Regions from separate parts of the Homo sapiens genome. Here region 2 is linked to region 1. Evidence: read pairs that join two places in POLR2A ChIA-PET (ENCODE). Cell type or tissue: MCF 10A. All regions are shown on one strand.

Region 1 (8,000 bases):
CTTTTTACTTTTTTGATGGCTATTTTAATTCATCAATAAAGATAGCCAAGTTAATTTTTTTTTCCTTTTACTTTCTTCAAACCCTTTTATTTTTCTAAAAGATACTGCCACCATCAGTATGTTGATATCAAATGCAGGGTATTATAATAAAGGAAAGATGTTAGGAGAAATAGCTAAGCACCTCTTCTCCCAAATACAGGTTTTATAAAATTACCACTTGTCTTAATGAGCCACACTTACCTTGGAAAATCAGATTATGTATTTCAATAGAAATACGTTGAAACTAACCTGTAGTTTCTAACTATATAAACCTTTAATCTTTACGTTCTTGCTGTGGATCTTGAAAGAGCTTTCTCCTATGTAAACCAACTTTTGGTATAGAAGGACTGTATTTTCAGTTATTGATATACACAGAATATGAATGATTCTTATGTTTGCTATTATACATACATGAATGATATTTAAAGAGTTCAGTCAGCTGGAAAATTTAGTTCTGCATTTTCAGTACACTGACATAAGAGTGGTTCATTTGGTTAATAGAATTGGTTAGTAAGTAAATAGAAACGCTGCTGCACTTTTTAGTCATTAATCAGTACCTAGAGCTCTTAATGTCTTTGCTTCTTTACTAAAGTCTTACCGTATCATCACAATTGTATAACTGACTTGAATTTCATCTCAAGGAGTTTAACTTTTTACAAAGCATAATCTTGCTAAAACTTTCCTACTGATTTTACAGCTGGCATTCCTCGTTCAGTATTGAAAGATTGGCGTAAAGTCAAGAAGCTGAAGCAAACTGGGGAATCCTTTTTACAGGATGACTCCTGCTGTGAGATAGGGCCTAATTTACAAAAGTGTCGAGAATGTAGACTTATTCGCAGTAAAAAAGGAGAAGAACCAGCTCACTCACCAGTATTTTGTAGATTTTACTACTTTAGACGGTAAGTGAAAATATGAGATTGGGAAAAAAGTAATTTATTGATTTGATATTGGAAATTATATAGTGTTATTCTGAGTGTCCCTTTTGGATGGGGGAGTAAGTCTTTGAGTCTCCATGTTTTGGAAACATTATAAAAGAGTTATTAAATGTTTTCGTGCTAAATTTTAACAATTTCTAACTATAAGACTAAATACATACATTATTACTCATGTTCCATATGACCTTTCTGTTCTGAGAGATTTATTCTTAATGAGAAAATGATTTTTTTCTTAACAGTTGTTAACCTATATACTAACTTAATATGAATATTACCAAATAATATTTTAAAATTAAAAACTTAAAGGTAGACTTGCAAGAGTTCAACTAAAGAATAGCTGGATAACCCAGACAGTAAAGACTAATTAACATGTCACACTCCAGAATCAGTCATTTCTAGTTGTGAATTCCATCTCTGTCTCTTAGTTCCTGTGTGAGTTTATTAACTGTGGTAGGACAACTAAGCCTGTCTCAGCTGCAAAATGTAAATGTTAGTACCTACCTAAGAGAGGTTTAATGAAGGTTAAATGAGATAAGTATGCCAAGTCCTTAAGTGTAGTCCCATGCGCATATGAAATGCTCTATTGTTAGCTGTAATTATCTTCCTAAGAAATTGAGACACTTTACTCTGCTGAATACTCTATGCTGGTAGCCCAGTATAGACCTCCAAAAATACGTGTTGATAAGAATGAACCAGGTTCTCTTTCTTCCTCACTTTGTAGCCAACAATCCCTAAAAGACAAGACAATTTCAGGGAATAATTATAAGAGGTAGTACCCATGGAAGTGCAGAAGAGATGAAAAAAGGAATCAAAAGGAAAGTAGGTTTGAGGCATAAGAAAATCTAGGAAAAGTCTGAAGGAAAGAAATGTTCAGGCAAAGATTATAACATAAAACCAAAATAAGATGCTGGGTTATGACAAAAAGGAGAAATTTGGTTTAAAAAGAAGGAAGCTTTGGAAAGAATAATAAAGGTATGAAAAGTAGGGATAAAAGAAATGTTGCTGTTCATATGAAAAATACAGTATGACTTGTATCTTAGACATCAGCTATTTGAGAGTAAAGAGAGTGAAGTACAATATAATTGAGGAATAACCACCAGCCAGTAAGAGAATGGCAATTTTGCCTTCCGTTTACCATAAACTTCTCTGAATAGAGTAGTTATTTGGATATCAGAAGCTAAGAGCAAGTAAGCACATTAATGGGGTTCCTATAAAACTATTAAGAATTTTCATCCTTGTTCTCTTAAATCACTTCAGCAATGTGTCAGTCTAATTAATGAAAATATATGTATAGTTGGCATTTTTAAAGTCCTCCTGGTGAAAGTCTTAAGGCCATTTCAGCTTTGGTGATTCCGATTTAGATTATGTATAAAATAACAGCATTGCTCTGGGCAACATTGGGCCCACATTTTTACTCTTGTCATTCATCAAACACTTAAACAGTTTTCATTTTATTGGAGTTAAGTAAGTATAAGTGATCTTATTTCTTGAAATAACCTAAAATTACTACTACTTATTGCCATTTGCATAACACCTGAGTTATTTAAATTAATTCAATAATTAGTGTGTGAAGAATTAACCTGTTTTCCTGTTTTTAATGTAATTCATATTTTATAATGCAATGTAAACATAATTATAAATTTACAATTTTAAAGACTGGACTTATGTTTTAATATGTGGGTACCTAATACTTTTATGTTTTAATATTTCAGGTTGTCATTTAGTAAAAACGGAGTAGTTAGAATAGATGGTTTCTCTTCTCCTGACCAATATGATGATGAAGCTATGAGTTTGTGGACACATGAAAATTTTGAAGATGATGAACTAGATATAGAGACTTCTAAATATATCTTGGATATAATAGGTGATAAGTTCTGTCAATTAGTAACATCTGAAAAAACAGCTTTGTCCTGGGTGAAAAAGGATGGTAAGGAAGTTAAATATAACATGAACTGCACAAATTTCATTTTAAGAATTTCTCTTTGAATTATGTTTGTGAAAGAAGTCCCTAATCTTATCTAACCTTGATTTTTAATTATGATAATGATACCTTTTTACAGTATGTATTTAAGGTTACAGATACTTTCCTATAGAGGGTGAATTGAGTCAATTAACCATTTGTGAAATCACAATAGCATTTTGCTGTTTCTGCCATTACAACATTAAGTTAATGTGTTAAACCCACTTTAGAAATTGTGAAATTTCAGCATTTGGCTTATAAAGACATAATCTACCCCAATTATTTGTATTGGAATCTCAGCTTTACTCCCTAACTGTTACCTTTGGCAAATAACCTCTCTGGATATCAGGCAGGTCTGGAAAATAGGAAAGATAACTATCTCATTAATTTGTTTAGAAAGTAGTTATGTTAATTATGTTTACTTAAGTACTTAATAGTTCCTAACATAGTAGATGCTCTAAATATTAGCTTCTTTTCCTTCCCTTCCTTGAAATCACTGGTTTGCCCCTCAGGGGACACTTAGCAATGACTGGAGACATCTTTGGTTGCATAACTGAGGGAGTTAAGGATATGTTGCCAACATCTGATAGGTAGAGGCTACAGATGCCTCTGAACAGTCTGCAATGCACAGAGTAATCCCTCCCAACAAAGAATTATTCAACCTAAAATGTCAAAAGTACCAGAGTTGAGAAACCCTGCTTAGATGTACGGCATTTTTATTTTTCACTTAATGATCATTTATGGGTCTTCTAAAGAGAATTACAAATTACTTCAAGAAAGCTATTGGTCTTCAGTTAATATAGCCTTGAAAGTTCTTGGTTTGCCTTTACATTTTTATTTCTTCTGTATTTCAGCCAAAATTGCCTTGGAAAAGAGCATGTTTGCCTTTAAAATTTTTGTTTTTTCTGTATTTCAGCCAAAATTGCCTGGAAAAGAGCAGTGAGAGGAGTCCGGGAGATGTGTGATGCATGTGAAGCAACATTGTTTAACATTCACTGGGTCTGCCAAAAATGTGGATTTGTGGTCTGCTTAGATTGTTACAAGGCAAAGGAAAGGAAGAGTTCTAGAGGTTGGTGTATAAGTTTATATAAATTGAAGTTTTTTATAATTTTTCTTTAGGATCACTCTTCTAGAACATGAGATGTGTTTTTTTATTCCTACTTTCCTTATTAATGTATTAAGTATTTTTTTTCAGTTTGTTTTTAAGAGGAGAAGTAACCACAGTTTATTAACGGCTATATTTTCTAGAATTAAATTGCATCTACACCCATCAGCCTCATGAGTATATCCATCTTCTCATTTCAGTCAGATAGTTCCTTAATGTAGCCCAAATTTAGGTTAGGCCTTGTTGCTTTAAGATTCCAGTGTGTGGGCCGGGCACTGTGGCTCATGCCTGTAATCTCAGCACTTTGGGAGGCCAAGGCTGGCTTCCAAAGATTGCTTGAACCCAGGTGTTCAAGACCAGCCTGGGCAACATGGCAAAACCCCCATCTCTACAAAAAAAAAATACAAAAAATGAGCTGCGCATGGTGGTGTGTTCCTGTAGTCCCAATTACCTGGGAGGCTGAGGTGGGAGGATCACCTGAACCCAGGAGATGGAGGCTGCAGTGAACTGTGATTGCCCCATTGCACTCCAGCCTGGGTGACACAGTGATACCCTGTCTCAGAAAGGAAGTAATTAAATGAATCAAAAGTGTTTTAGAAAGATTATCCAAGGCAATTTTGGAAGTGACTACCTAAAGCTGGTATTGAATTTTTTGTTAGGAGTAGAGTTCTGATGAAATAAGAGGATTAATATTGTGGAAACATTAGAAGTACTTAGTATAGATTGTCTGTCTCAAAGTAATGAGTGTCATTTTCATTTCAGGCCGCTCTTTTTTCAGAGTAGTGTATCAGGTAGATGAACCATGATTTAACCATCAGTATCTTCTACTGATAGGATTAACCAAAGTCTCTTACCCTTTCTTACCAAAGAAACCTGAGCAAATGTGGAAGCATAGCTGAACATCTACAGCTAAGTGTTTCTGGGATATGCAATAAATATGTTAATATGAGTAAAATGTGAAACCACAATACATGTATTTTGATATTTTCAATTGTTATAAAATTTGATGTAAGCTACCATAAATGCTTTTTTTGAATAAGATAAAGAATATTTATATTAAAAGTAAATTGTTGTATTGTTGATGATTTTCTTTCTCTTTTTCTTTTTCTTTTTTTTTTGGATGTTGTTGTTGAGACGGAGTTTCACTCTTGTTGCCCAGGCTGGAGTGCAGTGGCGCAATCTTGGCCTCCTGGATTCAAGTAATTCTCCTGCCTCAGCCTCCCGAGTAGCTGGGATTACAGGCATGTGCCACCATGCCTAATTTTGTATTTTTAGCAGAGACACGGTTTTACCAAGTTGGCCAGGCTGGTCTCAAACTCCTGACCTCAGCCTCCCAAAATGCTGGGATTACAGGCATGAGCCACCACGCCCAGCCTGCTGATTTTCATAGTAGTATTAATTTTGAAAGTATAGTCTTGTTACCGTATCATTCTTTTTTCTTTTTTTGAGACAGAGTCTCACTCTGTTGCCCAGGCTGGAGTGCAGTGGCGCAATCTCGGCTCACTGCAACCTCCATCTCCTGGGTTCACACCATTCTCCTGCCTAGTCTCTCCGAGTAGCTGGGACTACAGGCGCCTGCCACCAAGCCCAGCTAATTTTTTTGTATTTTTAGTAGGGACGGGTTTTCACCGTGGTCTCGATCTCCTGACCTCGTGATCGGCCCACCTCAGCCTCCCAAAGTGCTGGGATTACAAGCGTGAGCCACCATGCCTGGCCACTGTATCATTCTTTTAAGTGTAACTTATGCCTTGGGTTATTGTCCATACTATCTATATATCTATTTTACTGTTAAATATTATAATAAAACTCAGATTGAGTAGGTTTAATATATAGCTTCATGGAGTGGTAATCCACATAAGTGTCTAAAATATAAGCAATATATGAAATATTTGCAAGTTACCGTGTAGGTTTTGCAGAGGAAAGTCAAAGCTTTTAAAGGTAACTAGTTTTAGACTGGGTTTGAATTTTATTTAATGTATATTTTTATGAAACAATAGTTCTAGATTTTTTTTTTTTTTTTTGAGATGGTGTCTTGCTCTATCACCCAGGCTGGAGTGCAATGGCGCGATCTCGGCTTGCTGCAACCTGCACCTCCTGGAGTTCAAGTGATTCTCCTGCCTCAGCCTCCCAAGTAGCTGGGACTACAGGCATGTGTCACCACACCTGGCTAAATTTTTATTTTTAGTAAAAATGGGGTTTCACCATGTTGGCCAGGCTGGTCTTGAAGTCCTGACCTCAAGTGATCCGCTGCCTTGGCCTCCCAAAATGCTGGGATTACAGGTGTGAGCCACTGTGCCTGGTCTAGTTCTAGATTTTTTTATGCTGAATTTATTGAACTTTGTGACACTGAAACTCTTGTAGCCACGTCGTAAGTAGCTGTCTGTGTCACTAAATTTGTAGAGAAGGTTCTTGAGATCAAGGTATCAAATGCTTTTATTCTTTATGTTATGCCCTATGCTATGCCTTAATTCTTTACAACTTCAGGGATGAAACCTTATTTGAAGTCAGCAATAGCAGTTAATAGTAACTGTATGGTACCAGCTTTTTCACATGTCTCATGTTTCTCTACATGTCTTTGAAGCATAAGAGGAAAATGAATTAACAGTCATCTCAAACTGTGTCAGTCTGATGTACTAGGATCAGGCATAAATTCTGTTTGGCACAGAAAACAGCTAAGAGATAGAAGATTAGCTACAAAGATAGAGGTCACTAATAATAATGACTGGTAATTTTTAGAAAGGCTATCATTATATCCATTTTGTGTCAGTGTTTTTATAAAATCAGGAAATGGTGGAACTGTTTTTCCTGACTTGTTTCAGAACCAAACATCTAAAGCATATCATTGACATTTTATTTCATTATTTTTATTTTTTTCTTTTTCTCTTTGGCTGTGACTCTAGCCAACTATGAAACATTTTATATAATCGTTAAGTTCTTTACACTATCAATTTATAATTATGAAACCATGAGTGTGATATACAAGTTTTATTATCTTACAGATAAAGAACTATATGCTTGGATGAAGTGTGTGAAGGGACAGCCTCATGATCACAAACATTTAATGCCAACCCAAATTATACCTGGTTCTGGTAAGTATATCTTCTTCATGTAATATAACTGCTCTTGGTTGCTCCAGATTAAGGAAACACTTAAAGGAGTATCTAGAAATATAACAGGGTGGAGAGAGATTTAACTAGTTTTGAATTGTCTTGCTCAGTTATTGGAAATCCTCTATGTAATAAAGCTCAGAAGATAAGTCCAAGCCTCAGTGATGAAGAAAGTTCACCATTAGAAGTGGAAAGCTGGAGTGTAATGAAAAGGCCTATTGGATTTTTAATGAAAGCTTCTTATAATTTTTGAGCATATCTAATTTTTAATAAAGAGAGAAAAGAATAGAGAACATAAATTTGGCTGGGCGCAGTGGCTCACGCCTGTAATCCCAGCATTTTGGGAGGCCAAGGCCGGCGGATCACGAGGTCAGGAGATCGAGACCATCCTGGCTAACACAGTGAAACCCCGTTTCTACTAAAAATACAAAAAATTAGCCGGGCGTGGTGGCAGGTGCCTGTAGTCCCAGCTACTTGGGAGGCTGAGGCAGGAGAATGGCATGAACCTGGGGGGCGGAGCTTGCAGTGAGCCCAGATGGCGCCACTGCACTCCAGCCTGGGTGACAGAGCAAGACTCCGTCTCAAAAAAAAACAAAAAAACAAAAAAAACATAAATTTGGTTGAATAATCAAAACTGTAATAGATGGAAGAGAATGGAGAAAAATGGAAGAAATTTAAAGGGCACAAGAAAACCTCCGTTATTCCCAATTATAATACAAAATATTGTAAGAAAAAAATTTTACAGCATTAACAACTAGTGGTAATCTTTTTATTAACTACCATTTTATTTTGTAGTTTTGACAGATCTTCTAGATGCCATGCACACTCTTAGGGAAAAATATGGTATTAAATCC
Region 2 (8,000 bases), 82 kb before region 1:
ATGAAGAAGAATGGTTCTATTAAAAAGCTCAGAAAGGCCAGGTGCAGTGGCTCACGCCTGTAATCCCAGCCCTTCGGGAGGCCGAGGTGGGTGCATCACTTGAGGTCAGGAGTCAAGACCAGCCTGACCAACATGGTGAAACCCCATCTCTACTGAAAATAAAAAAAATTAGCTGGGTGTGGTGGCGGGCGCCTGTAATCCCAGCTACTTGGGAGGCTGAGGCAGGAGAATCGTTCAAACTTGGGAAGCGGAGGTCACAGTGAGCCAAGATCATGCCATTGCACTCCAGCCTGGGTAACAGGGCAAGACTTGGTCTCAAAAAAAAAAAAAAAAAGGCTCAGAAAGCAGGTGGTCAGGTTGCTAATACAGGGAAGCTTTCAGATCCCCAAAGAAAAGGCAATTGTTACCAAAGCTATAAAACACTGCTACAAAGAAGTTTATTTGCTCAGACTGCTTATAGGCTATCTGAAACTTTGTAGGAAACTGCAACTCTGGAAGAAATCTTTATTATTTATGAAGAGTCTATGAAATTTTCCTGTCTCCACAGGGATGAACTTGTAAGGCTTTTGGACATCATTAGTGGGCCTTAACTTTTTTCTTTCCCAGTTAGATCTGGGACTCTTGTCTTATTCCTTTAGAGGGACAGGACTTCAGTGAAACTGACCTGAATTAAGAAAACCTAGAGGGCTGGGCGCTGTGGCTCACATCTGTAATCCCAGCAACTTTGGGAGGCCCAGGCAGGCAGATCACAAGGTCAGGAGACCGAGGCCATCTTGGCTAACACGGTAAAACCCTGTCTCTACTAAAAATACAAAGAATTAGTCAGGCGTGGTGGCACGCGCCTGTAGTCCCAGCTACTTGGGAGGCTGAGGCAGGAGAATCACTTGAACCCGGGAGGCGGCGGTTGCAGTGAGCCGAGATCGCGCCACTGCACTCCAGCCTGGGCGATAGAGCAAGACTCTGTCTCAAAAAAAGAAAACCTAGAGTTTTAGTGGGGAAGGTCTTTTAAAGAAGAAATGTTATCGAAATTTTATTGACCTGAGAGGAGATTAGTATATTTGTTTTCCCTGTACATTTTAAAAATATAACTTTGTTACCCCTTAACATGCTAGAAAGGGAAGAACTTTTAAATGAATCGTAATTTGTAATTGAAAGAAAACACTTCAGTGCCAATCTTTAATTGTGTGAAAAAGGTCTCTCTTTCAGTATAGTCTTTCTGTGTTGCATATCAGTACTTTGATATTTCACTGCTGTCAAAATATCGGCATAAGTTACCAATACTTAAAGAAATATGGTAGAAACTTGGATTACTTTGTTATTACTTTACCATGTTTTGAATCTAAATACTACTTAACATAGGTGATCATTGTCACCTAAATGTTAATCTTCTAAATATGCAAAAATAGATACTGCATCGTATCATATACTTAATGGAAATTGTGTATCTCATTTGTCCATTGAAAAATTTGGCTTCCAGATTGTTGCTGACATCATCAGTTTTAACAAACAAGGAGGTAATGGGGAAATAATTGTAGAGCCTTGTTGACTTATACTGCACAAGAAACAGATGTTTGCCAGATGGAAATGAACAAAACCAGTGCAAAAAAGGTGTCTTATTCAAGTTTCTAAGAGGACAAACAATGAAACGATTAGGAAAAACTGGAAGAGGCATATTACTAGCTTTTGACCAAAAAAGGTCAGGAAATCAGTCATATGCAAACGTATATGTCCTACTCCTTGAGGATGGTGTGCTTGACAGGACTCAAGATTGAGGACATTTTATTTTAGGTTAACCTCAGTTTCTCCTGTGATTTTTATGAGTATTAACATTTTAACACAAGCATTGCTTTTATGGTTGAGTTGATTTAATGGTATAATATTTCTTATTCCCACAGAATTATATTTAATTTTTATCCTCAAGAGGTAAAGGATTGGCTGGGCATGGTGGCTCATGCCTGTAATCCCAGCACTTTGGAAGGCCGAGGTGGTAGATCACGAGGTCAGGAGATCGAGACCATCCTGGCTAACATGGTGAAACTCCATGTCTACTAAAAATACAAAAAGTTAGCCAAGTGTGGTGGCATGCACCTATTGTCCATGCTACTCTGGAGGCTGAGGCAGGATAACCGCTTGAACCCGGGAGGCAGAGGTCGCAGTGAGCCGAGATCATACCACTACACTCCAGCCTGGGCCACAGAGTGAGACTCCGTCTCAAAAAAAAAAAAAAAAAAAAAAAAAAAAAAGGCCAGGCGCAGTGGCTCACGCCTGTAATCATAGCACTTTGGGAGGCCGAGACGGGCAGATCACAAGGTCAGGAGTTCAAAACCAGTCTGGCCGACATGGTGAAACCCCATCTCTACTAAAAAAACAAAAAACAAACAAAAAAAAAAAACAGAAAAATTAGCCGGGCATGGTGGCGTGTGCCTGTAATCTCAGCTACTAGGGAGGCTGAGGCGGGAGAATTGCTTGAACCTGGGAAGCAGAGGTTGCAGTGAGCCGAGATCGTGCCACTGCACTTCAGCGTGGGCGACAGAGCGAGCGAGACTCCATCTCAAAAAAAAAAAAAAAAAGGCCGGGTGTGGTGGCTCACGCCTGTAATCCCAGCACTTTGGAAGGCGGAGGCGGTGAATCACGAGGTCAGGAGATCAAGACCATGCTGGCTAACACGGTGAAATCCCATCGCACCACTGCACTCCATCCTGGGCGACACAGCAAGACTCCGTCTCAAAAAAAAAAAAAGAAAAAGAGGTAAAGGATCCCATGGATCCCATGCCACACAAGCATCTTGTGTCGTTTTATTTCTGTCAAGCGGGACAGCCTACTTGGTTTACTTTATGAAGTTTAAAATGGGAGATGTTACTTTTTACCTTTAATTCTGCCAGTTCATGTGAATAATACATGAAACATTCAGGAGTACTTATTTTATGCTTCTTTATATATACACAAGTGGTAGCAGTGTTTATGAAGAGTTTGGTTTATCACATTTATCTGTACTTTGCTCTTAAACACTAAGTAGATTGAACAAGATAATATTAAAATCTTAGAATTGAAAAGAATCTTTAATATTTTATAAACCATCCCCAGGCAGAGGCAGAAATATATTCCTTATAGTGACGACTTGACAAATTTTCATTCAGAATCTTTTTTTTTTGAAATGGAGTTTCACTCTTGTCGCCCAGGCTGGAGTGCAGTGATGCCATCTCGCCCCACTGCAACCTCCGCTTCCTGGGTTCAAGCTATTCTCCTGCCTCAGCCTCCCGAGTAACTGGGACTACAGGTGCGTTCCACCACACCCAGCTAATTTTTTTGTATTTTTAGTAGAGACCGGGTTTCACCATGTTGGCCAGGATGGTCTCAATCTCTTGACCTTGTGATCCGTCCACCGCAGTCTCCCAGAGTGCTGGGATTACAGGCGTGAGCAACCGCGTGTGGCCTACACTAACTTTTTAAATAATCGTACATATTTATTATTTGCCCCTCTTCTCTTCCCCAGGCAAAACATTTAGCATTCCTTCAAATGATCTTATTATTCTGTAATTTTTTTTTAAATTGATATGAAGTCTCGCCCTGTCACCCAGACTTGAGTGCAGTGGCATGACCTCGGCTCACTGCAACCTCTGCCTCCCGGGTTCAAGTGATTCTCCTGTCTCAGCCTCCTGAGTAGCTGGGACTACAGGTGTGTGCCACCACACTCCAGGTAGTTTTTGTATTTTTAGTAGAGACAGGGTTTCACCATGTTGGCCAGGCTGGTCTTGAGCTCCTGACCTGAGGTGATCACCCACTTCGGCCTCCCAAAGTGCTGGGAAAACAGGCGTGAGCCACCGTGTCCAGCCTATTCAAGTTTTGATTCCCCCCACTCCCATTTAAAAATGTATATGTAATATGTATTGGTTTAGTGTCTTCAAACCCTTCAGGATTCTTTCACATAAATTAATTAATTAATTTAGAGGCAGGGTCTTGCTTTGTCATCTAGACTGTAGTACAGTGGCACAAACATGGCTCACTACAGTCTTAACTTCGTGGGCTCAAGTGCTCCTCCTTTGTAGCTGGGACTACAGCCACATGCCACCATGCCCAGCTAATTTAAAAATTTTTTTTTGTTGTAGAGATGGTCTCACTGTCTCAAAGCAATCCTCCCACCTTTGCCTCCCTACCAAAGTGCTGAGATTATGGTGTGAGCCCCTGGCCCTTGGCCTCTTTCACATGCATTTCAAGGAAGCTAGTGCTTCTGTACATTCTACTTGAGTAGTTTGAGTTTTTAAACCTAAATGTAGGTAAATTTTTTCATTATTAAAATTTAAGGTTAATCCTTATTTTAGCTTTTTAAAATTTTTTTTCTGTTTCAATGGATACAATTCCAGATTTTCTTGATCATTTTAAAATCTAGGTCATGATTGTTTTTATCATAAGACATATTTTTAAATCACTATGTAATTTGTTTTGTTTGTTTCGAGACCACGTTTTTGCTCTTTTGCCCAGGCTGGAGTGCAATGGCACCGTCTTAGCTCACTGCAACCTCTGCCTCGTGGGTTCAAGCGATTCTCCTGCCTCAGCCTCCTGAGTAGCTGGGATTACAGGCGCCCGCCAACACACCGGAGAATTTTTTGTATTTTTAGTAGAGATGAGGTTTCACCATGTTGGCCAGGCTAGTCTAAAACTCTTGACCTCAGGTGATCCAGCTGCCTCGGCCTCCCAAAGTGTTGGGATTACAGGCGTGAGCTACCGTGCGTAGCCAGCCATTCTGTCATTTGTTAATTTGAAAATAGAGATAGCTTTCAAGCGATAATGAGTATATAAGACCAGAAATGAATGAATAACATATCACAGGTTAATAACAGTACTATTTTTTTTTTTTTTTTTTGAGATGGGAGTTTTGCTCTTGTTGTCCAGGCTGGAGTGCAATGGCACAATATCAGCTCACCGCAACCTCTGCCTCCTGGGTTCCAGCGATTCTCCTGCCTCAGCTTCCCAAGTAGCTGGGATTACAGGCATGTGTCACCATGCCTGACTAATTTTGTATTTTTAGTAGAGACAGGATTTCTCCATGTTGGTCAGGCTGGTCTTGAACTCCCGACTTCGGCCTCCTAAAGGTGCTGGGATCACACGCTCGGCAACAGTACTACTAATCAGTACTCTTTTTTTTGTTTGTTTGTTTGTTTGCTTGCTTTTGATTTTTTTGGAGATGGAGTCTCGTCTGTCGCCCAGGCCAGAGTGCAGTGGCGTAATCTCAGCTCACTGCAGCCTTTGCCTCCTGGGTTCAAGCGATTCCTGCCTCAGCCTCCCAAGTAGCTGGGACTACAGGCATGCGCTACCACACCCGGCTAATTTTATTATTATTATTATTATTATTATTATTCTCTTTTAATTGTTGTATTTTTAGTAGAGACAGGGTTTTACCATGTTGGTAAGGCTGGTCTCAAACTCCCAACCTCAAGTGATCTGCCTACCTCAACTTCCCAAAGTGCTGGGATTACAGCTGTGAGCCACTGTGCCTGGCCTATTAATCAGTACTCTTTAACCCACTGCAGATATGTAATTATCATCCAGCCTGTATTTCATTGACTTACCTATTGTAGGTTGTCTTGATAAAAGTTTTGTTTAAGTCAAGTTCCTTAAAGCTTAGTTTCAAATCTTATTAACCTAATAACTTTTGTTTTTATTAAAATGCAGGCTGGGTACAGTGGCTAATGCCTGTAATCCCAGCACTTTGGGAGGTCGAGGTGGGCAGATAACCTGAGGTAGTTGGAGACCAGCCTGGCCAACATGGCGAAACCCCATCTCTACTAAAAATAGAAAAGTTAGACAGGCGTGGTGGCGCACACCTGTAATCCCAGCTACTCGGGAGGCTGAGGCAGGAGAATCTTTTGAACCAAGAGGCAGAGGTTTCAGTGAGCCAAGATCACAAGATTGCACTCCAGCCTGGGAGACAGAGCAAGACTCTGTCTCAAAAAAAAAAAAAAAAAAAAAAAAGAAATGCAAATTACTCTCAATGAATATATTTTGCTCTTACTTGGTCAATTTGTTTTTTAAAAATTTTCATTATACTGATTATCCATTGTTGGCTCAAGATACCCCACCCAAAATATTCTGGTAAGAGACCAGAATATACCATCCCCAAAATATCTTTTTTTGCCATGTTTTGAGCTAGTTATTCTGAGAATCTGCAGACACAGGAGTAATTTTGAAAAGCTGCCCTTTTGTAAAAGAAATTTACCCATCTATAAAGGAGATCTACTTTAGTAAAAGTTACCTGTATCAGGGAAAGGGCTGCTGCAGACAACTGTTATTACCTGAGAGACTTTAGTCTGCATAACAAGACTATCTTTATTCATCATGTATTTCCTCCTCTCACTCCATTTTGTATAACTTGTGTAGACACCAACCCTTAAAAGCCCCAAGCTTCTGGGAGTCTCGGTGGCTCAGGCCGGTTGCCCTGGCACTCGGGGAGGCGAGGCTACACATTCGAGGCCAACCTGGTCAACATTGATTAAAAAAAATAAAAAAATAGAGATTACTATTTTGGCCAGGCACGGTGGCTCATGCCTGTAATCCCAGCACTTTGAGAGGCCGAGGCGGGCGGATCACGAGGTCAGGAGATCGAGACCATCCTGGCTAACACGGTGAAACCCTGTCTCTACTAAAAATACAAAAACTTAGCTGGGCGTGGTGGTGGGTGCCCGTAGTCCCAGCTACTCGGGAGGCTGAGGCAGGAGAATGGCATGAACCCGGGAGGCAGAGTTCATGAGCCGAGATCTTGCCACTGCACTCCAGCCTGGGCGACAGAGCGAGACTCTCTCTCAAAAAAAAAAAAAAAAAAGCCCCAAGCTTCTATTCCTTCCATAGCTTCAGATGCTGTATAAGCTTCAATATCTCACTCTTCAGTGAGTCTCATATTTTGTGGGACTACTGTTAATTACATACGTAATTAAAATTGGTTTCCTGGTAGGGTGCCATGGCTCAAGTCTGTAATCCCAGCACTGGGAGGTTGAGGAGGGTGGATCACCTGAGGTCAGGAGACCACCCTGGCCAATATGGCGAATCCCTGTCCCTACTAAAAATACAAAGATTAGCTGGGGCGTAGTGGTGGTGGGCACCTGTAATCCCCATGCCTGCCTCAGCCTCCTGAGTAGCTGGGATCACAGGCACCTGCCACCATGTCCAGCTGATTTTTGTATTTTTAGTAGAGTTGGGGTTTCACCATGTTGGCCAGGCTGGTCTTTTTTTTTTTTTTTTTTTGAGACGGAATCTCACTCTGTCTCCCAGGCTGGAGTGCAGTGGCGGGGTCTCGGCTCACTGGAAGTTCCGCCTCCCAGGTTCACGCCATTCTCCTGCTTCAGCCTCCGGAGTAGCTGGGACTACAGGCACCCGCCACCCCGCCCAGCTAACTTTTTGTATTTTTAGTAGAGACGGGGTTTCACCGTTTTAGCCAGGATGGTCTCGATCTCCTGACCTTGTGATCTGCCCGCCTCGGCCTCCCAAAGTGCTGGGATTACAGGTATGAGCCACCGTGCCCGGCCTCAACTGCCTATCTCTAATGTCTTGGCAATGCCATGATTTTTTTCAAAGACTACCAGTTAATGGCTCTGAGCTTGTACCTACCAATTTAGTATTCTAACATATAATTTAATCTATGATTTTTAATTACTAAAAGCATGAAGACGTTCATAGTATTGTTTATAATACAAAATTGCAAGCAGCTTTAGCATTCAACATTAAGAGAATGAATAATAAAACTAATGCTTTAATAAACTCATGCCTGTTTTTTAAGTCGTTAAAATGATGGCAATGTAAGAACATGAGAAGATTATTAAATAAAATGAGCAACTTAAAATTTGCGTGTATCCTGAATGTTGATAACTAATATGGTTGTGAGGAAAAAAAGGGCTGAAAGTGCACTTAAATAGTTAACTGGCTGGGTTCACTAAGGATAAGAATATGGGATCTTTTTCATGCATTTATTTTACAAATTTTCTCAAATATAATTATGTTACTTGTTAAGA

What was found. ChIA-PET counts read pairs that join two places held together with the same protein. Peaks named below come from ENCODE experiments on the same cell type or tissue, not always from the same donor. Only the 100,000 strongest peaks of a DNase experiment are listed, where the experiment ranks them.
Region 2: POLR2A ChIA-PET joins it to region 1 with 5 read pairs; 7 of 35 experiments call an interaction of 5 or more read pairs at or near these places.

What each region holds. Positions count from the first base shown.
Region 1 is chr10:63,193,414-63,201,413 of GRCh38, reverse strand. It overlaps JMJD1C (jumonji domain containing 1C), which reads left to right. Exons shown (of 26, transcript NM_032776.3): 11 at 737-938; 12 at 2,687-2,901; 13 at 3,851-4,003; 14 at 7,039-7,128; 15 at 7,942-8,000. Among named protein-coding and RNA genes, the nearest start is that of NRBF2, 64 kb to the right of the region's middle. RefSeq lists an enhancer at 1,274-1,810. In MCF 10A, no CTCF peak of the experiment used is centred here; a DNase peak (open chromatin) is centred at 3,903.
Region 2 is chr10:63,275,702-63,283,701 of GRCh38, reverse strand. The region is part of intron 2 of JMJD1C (jumonji domain containing 1C); the gene reads left to right. Among named protein-coding and RNA genes, the nearest start is that of MIR1296, 93 kb to the left of the region's middle. In MCF 10A, no CTCF peak of the experiment used is centred here; no DNase peak of the experiment used is centred here.